Regions from separate parts of the Homo sapiens genome. Here region 2 is linked to region 1. The links are chromatin loops, found by intact Hi-C in ENCODE. Cell type or tissue: heart right ventricle. All regions are shown on one strand. Links, peaks and the distances in the headings refer to the core of each region. The heading gives the core; the rest is flanking DNA.

Region 1 (2,899 bases), core at 243-2,742:
GCGGTTGGGAGCCGACCTCCGCCGGCCCTGTCTTGCCCGCCCGCCATTTGCCTACCGGATGTCATAGGCGAGGAAGCCTTGTGCGTCATAGAGTTTGCGGCTGTTTGGCCTAGAGAGGCCTGGAGCGCGACTGCTCTTGAGGGTCCTAGAGGTGACCGGACTCCCCTACCCACAGGAAGCATGCCGTCTGTTGCGGACCACGGCTTTGTCGCGAAGTGTTGGCGGAAGCAGTGTTTATGGAGCGCCCACCGTGCTCGGCTATGGATGCAGGGGTTCATTGGCGTTACTGTGTCTGTGGCAGCTCTGACAGTGGTACCCCCATGTTGTTACTGGGGATGATGTGGCCCGAGAGCCAGAGGGGAGTGTGTGCGCTCGGGTGCGGAGAGGCGACTCGGGGTTAAACCTGGTTCGGCCCGACCCACCTACCCACTGGAACCTGCTGCCATCATGGCTGTGTCCCACTATTTTCTTTCTTTTTTTTTTTTTTTTAATTTGAGACGGAGTCTCACTCTGTCGTCCAGGCTGGAGTGCAGTGGTGCGATCTTGGCTCACTGCAACTTCTAGCTCCTGGGTTCAAGCGATTCCCTTGGCTCTGCCTCCCGAGTAACTGGGACTACAGGCTTGTGCCACCACACCCAGCTAATTTTGTATTTTTAGTAGAGACGGGGTTTTGCCATGTTGGCCAGGCTGGTCCTAAACTCCTGACCTCAGGTGATCCACCTGCCTCGGCCTGCAAAGTGCTGGGATTATGGGCGTGAGCTACTGTGCCGTGCGTTTTTTGAGACAGGGTCTCTTCTTATTGCTTAGGCTGGAGTGCAGTGGGGCCATCATAACTCACTGCAGCCTCGAGCTCCTGGGCTCAAGTGATCTTCCTGCCTTAGCCCTCCGAGTAGCTGGGACTAGGTGAGCACCACCACACCCGGCTAATTTTTAAAATTTTTTGTAGAGACAGGGTCTTGCAGTGTTTCCCAGGCTGGTGCCTGGGCTCAAGCAATCCTCCCCTCTGAACCTCCTGAGTATCTGGGACTACAGCTGTGTACCACCACGTGCAGCTAATTTATTTTTATTTTCGTAGAGATGGGGTCTCCCTGTTTTCCAGGCTAGTCTGGAACTCCTGGCCTTAAGCAAGCATCCCACTTTAGCCTCCCGAATAGCTGGGACCATAGGCGCACACTACTACTATTTTTATTTTTATAGAGGCTGAGTGTTGCTGTGTTGCCCATGCTGGTCTTAAACTCCTGGGATCAAGAGATCCTCCTGCCTCAGCCTCCCAAAGTGCTGGGATTACAGGCGTGAGCTGCCTTGCCTAGCTGCTATTGAGCTCTTGAAATGGAGCATTCCTGATGGGACTGAAGAATGGAGTTTTATCTCATTTAACAAGAGACTGTCAGATTGGAGCGTCCTCATGGTTATGGCCTCTTGTGGCCCAGAACCTGCTGCCTGGCAGGTAGTGGGTGCTTGCTCAGTATCTGTGGACAGAGCACCTCATGCCCAGGGCGGACAGGTGCTAAGTTTGTGGCTAGCTGCAGGGAGGCCAGAAGGAGGGAGCTTCCTGGGTTCTGGCCCATGTCAGTGTCAGTGGTGTTTGTTCTGGGAATCCCCAGGCCCTGGGGCGGGTGGAGAGCTTTTGCATTGGCAGCTGCCTGGTTCTGTGTGTCTGGGGCTTTTGATTGGCTCTGGCCGGTTCATGGGCGGAGAAGGGGGAGTTTGACTGTCAAGGGCGAAAAGTCGCCGTGTTTATTGATACCGTAAAGCATGTTTTCTTAAGGAAATAAAAAGTGTTTATGGACTCAGAGTTAAGATATCGTCACCTGCTTTACGGGGTCGTTGGGGGCCTTAAGTGAGCTTACGTGGGCAGAGAGCTGAACGTGGCACCTGGCACGGAATTAAGCTGCTAGTTTTTTCAGGGTGCGTGTGTTTCGTCTGTCCTAGGCTAGCAGGTCACCAGGACTCATGCTCCCTGTGGGTGTGAGTTAAGCAGCTGGCTCATGCCTTCTGTGCTGAGGACATATGAGAGTGTCGTGGTTTCAGTGCTTCTTTGATTGGGATGGGTGTGATCAGAGCAGTGTAGCCTAGGCTCCTGGCCAGTGTGTGGGCACAAGCAGGAAGAGACAGTGCCAGAGACTCATCACTCTGAGGGGGAAGGGAGGGGCTTTCTTTTGCTCTCTCAATCTCTGCTCATTTTGGAAAAGTGAAGGGGGTTCAGGGAAGTCGGGGGAGATTGCTGTTCTTTTGATCTTCTGAGGGATTGGGGTCTGTGGATGCAGTTTGGGTGGTAGCTGAAAGAATTCCCCACTTTCAGGTGGACGTGGATGGGGTGGAGCTGGAGGTCAGAGATGTGCTCTGTCTCTGATGTCTCTGGGGTGCTCCGAGCTGGTGTGTTCACTCTTGGCACGTGTGAGGGAATGTCCGTTTTATTTATTTATTAATTATTACTATTATTATTATTATTTTGAGATGGAGTTTTGCTGTTTTTGCCCAGGCTGGAGTACGGTGGCATGATCTCGGCTCACTGCGACCTCCGCCTCCCGGGTTCAAGTGATTGTCCTGCCTCAGCCTCCTGAGTAGCTGGGGTTACAGGCACGCACCACCACACCCAGCTAATGTTGTTATTTTTAGTAGAGACGGGGTTTCACCACATTGGCCAGGCTGGTCTTGAGCTCCTGACCTCAGGTGATCCGCCTGCCTCGGCCTCCCAAAGTGCTGGGATTAGAGGCATGAGCTGCCGTGCCTGGTCTGGGAATGGTCAAATGGGCAACTTCACTCCATCGTGCCTGTGTCGAAAACTCCACTGTCCTGGATGAGAGAAACGGACTCATGGAGCAGTGAGGAATTCAGTGGGCCTGGCTCCAGCAGGACGGTGGCTGTGGGATTCACCTGGCTCTGCAGAGCGCTCCTC
Region 2 (2,899 bases), core at 131-2,630, 53 kb after region 1:
GGCACAGCCCCCTGACCTGTGGCATCGTGTGGGTGTGTGGGGAGGTCCTGACGTGCCCAGCTGGCATCACTGCTGTGGTTTCCCAGAGGCTGATGCAGACCGCAGGCGGGTCCATTCGGACCCAGGGCTCCGACTCCTTCATGGCTAACGCGTTATGTTTGGGAGAAGCAGTCTCTAAGAATGAGGACAGAAGGGGAAGCCCTGAGGGTGACAAGGTGGGGGGCTGCCCCTCTCCTCTCAGGGCTCCAGAGTTCATGAGGAGGGGTCCCTGGTGGAGGCTGGGCCAGGCGGTGCCCCGATCAGTGCCGGTGGGTGATGAGGGCCGGGGTGCAGTCACTGGGCGCGCACACTCTGGCGGGTGTCTGCTGTCCTGGGTGGGGACACGGTGCGTGTGACCCTGCAGAGTGCTGGCTGGGCTGGAGCCGGGGCCGCTGGACACAGATGGAAGGTAGACGCAGGTATGAGACCAAACGCAGAACACAGTGCTGGCCAGAGCCCCGGGTCGCAGAAACGTGTTCCGGTCCTCGGAGGACTTTGCAGAACTTCAGTCCAGGGTGGGGCATGGCTGGACCCTGAGGGAGTGGGGCTGCTGGCACAGGGGGAGGCTCAGGGCCCCGCAGGCACTGAGGTGGGGACAGGGGAGGGGCCCTCAGGCCTCGGGGCCCCTGGTCAGGCCCTCGGCGTCCCTGGCAGTGGGCGGGGCTGGCTCAGAGGCCTGCGAGGATGGAACCATTGGCGGTGGAGGCGTGCAGGCAGCTGCCGTGAGCGTCGCGGGTGAGGCTGTAGGTGCAGTAGGCCACGGCGGACCCCAGCGTCAGCCCTGACATGTAGGACACGGTCATGGTGTTCCCTGTGGACAACACCAGCCTGAGGGGAGCAGGGCCAGGGCGGCCACCTGGTGGCCACGGCTGCTCGGGTGTGAGGTGCGGTGACACCCGCCTGAACCGTGCCGCCCCTCCAGGACCCGCTGCCCCATCGCTCCTCCTGGGAGCACCCTCTCCGGATCCTGTCCTTCCTCATTCCTTCTTCCCGAGGCCATCTGCTATGCACTCCAGGCCTTGCCTGCCTTCTCTGAGTCCCCCAAGCCCCCATTTTTAAAATTTAAAGACAAGGTCTTGCTCTGTTGCCCAGACCGGAGTGCAGTGGTACAACCATAGCTTCCTGCAGCCTTGACCTCCTGGGCTCACGCGATCCTCCCACTTCAGCCTCCCGAGTACCTGGGACCACAGGCATGCACCACCGTGCCTGGCTAACCTAAAAAAATTTTTTTGTAGAGACTCCGTCTTGCTATACTGCCCAGGCTGGTCCCAAGTGATAGTCCTACCTTGGCCTCCCAAAACACCGTCCTGAGCCAGTGAGCCTGGCCCTAACCCTCCCCATTTTAATCTCCAGTCTCAGCCAGGTATGGTGGCTGACACCTATAATCCCAGCACTTTGGGAGGCTGAGGCAGGCAGATCACCTGAGGTTAGGAGTTCGAGACCAGCCTGGCCAAGATGGTGAAATCTCACCTCTACTAAAAATACAAACATTCGCCAGGTATGGTGGGGGGCATCCATAATCCCAGCTACTCAGGAGGCTGAGGCATGAGAATTGCTTGAACCTGCGAGGCAGAGGTTGCAGTGAGCTGAGATCGTGCCACTGCACTCCAGCCTGGGGAACAGAGCAAGACTCCATCTAAAAAGAAAAAAAAATCTCCACTCTCCGACTTGCAGCTTCCTCCCTATCAGGAACAATTTGGGATGTCCCATGGGCACCTGGAACGTACCAAGTCCCAAACCCAACCCCAACCCCTCCCAACGAGGCCTCTTCCCATCTCAGTCTGTGCCAGTGCCAGCCTTCTTGCCTTGAGCAGTGGACCCCAAACCTGGAGCCCCCTTCCCTCTCCCACACCCTACCTCTCAACCCATCAGCCGGTCCTGTGGGCTGCCGTCCAAACAAGACCTGGAATCCGGCACCTCCCAGTGCCACGTTGACCTCCTCCAGGTCTGAGCCCCATTCTCAAGGGCCTGGACTGGTGAAGTAGCTCCTCACTCACCTCCATGCCCACGGCAGCTGGAGGGATGCTTTATCAACCATCAAACCCCGTTCCTCTTCTGCTCCATCCCCTGGCCTCAGTGCCGCAGGATCTTTGCACATGCTGCTCCCTCTTCCTGGATGCCTTTCCCTTGCATCCTCACATGGCTATCTCCCTTGCTACCTCCTCCAGGTCTTTGCTCACAAGTCACCTCCTCAGTGAGGTCTTCCCAGATTGCTCCATTTACACTGCTGGCTCCCGAGCCTGACTCTCCCATCCCATCACTCCTGTTTCTCTGCTTTATTTTTCCCCATAGGACTTACTGCCATTCAACCAGTCACGCCGATCTGGGATTTTTTTTTTTTTTTTCCCCAGACAGGATCTTGCTCTGTCACCCAGGCTGGAGTGCAGTGGCGTGATCACAGCTGCAACCTCCAACTCCTGGGCTCAAGTGATCCTCCCATCTCAGCCTCCCGAGTAGCTGGGACCATAGGCGCACGCTACCATACCCAGCTAATTTTTTAAACATTTTTGTAGAGAGGAGAGGCTCTCACTGTGTTGCCCAGGCTGGTCTTTAACTCCTGGGCTCAAGTGATCCACCCGCTTTGCCCTTCCAAAGTGCTGGGATTGCAGGTACGAGCCACTGTGCCCGGCCTGGGCTGCCTCCACATCTGGACAGTCAGTCCCACAGCACGGGGAGCGCCGTTTTGTCGCCACTGTGTCCCCGGTGCCTTGAAAAGCACTTGGTCCACAGGAGGGGCTCACCAAGTAGTTGTGGGATGAACGAACGAATAAATGAGTGAATGAAGTGGCTGAGAATGTCCCCACACCTACGGCCTCCCAGACACTGACTGTTCTGAACCCCCGGAACCCAAATGCACCTT

The links. Hi-C counts contacts between places; a loop is a spot of excess contacts. Peaks named below come from ENCODE experiments on the same cell type or tissue, not always from the same donor. Only the 100,000 strongest peaks of a DNase experiment are listed, where the experiment ranks them.
Region 2: it touches region 1 in a loop (6-fold over the local background); 1 of 110 quality-filtered maps calls a loop at or near these places.

The regions. Positions count from the first base shown.
Region 1 is chr7:5,353,759-5,356,657 of GRCh38, reverse strand. All of the region lies in intron 16 of TNRC18 (trinucleotide repeat containing 18), which reads left to right. Among named protein-coding and RNA genes, the nearest start is that of TNRC18-AS1, 64 kb to the left of the region's middle. RefSeq lists an enhancer at 33-535. In heart right ventricle, for the core only: no CTCF peak of the experiment used is centred there; DNase peaks (open chromatin) are centred at 1,617 and 1,944; H3K4me3 peaks cover 504 bases; H3K27ac peaks cover 1,682 bases.
Region 2 is chr7:5,300,748-5,303,646 of GRCh38, reverse strand. SLC29A4 (solute carrier family 29 member 4) reads right to left here. Exons shown (of 11, transcript NM_153247.4): 11 at 1-850. The coding sequence ends at 708. Among named protein-coding and RNA genes, the nearest start is that of SLC29A4, 19 kb to the right of the region's middle. In heart right ventricle, for the core only: no CTCF peak of the experiment used is centred there; no DNase peak of the experiment used is centred there.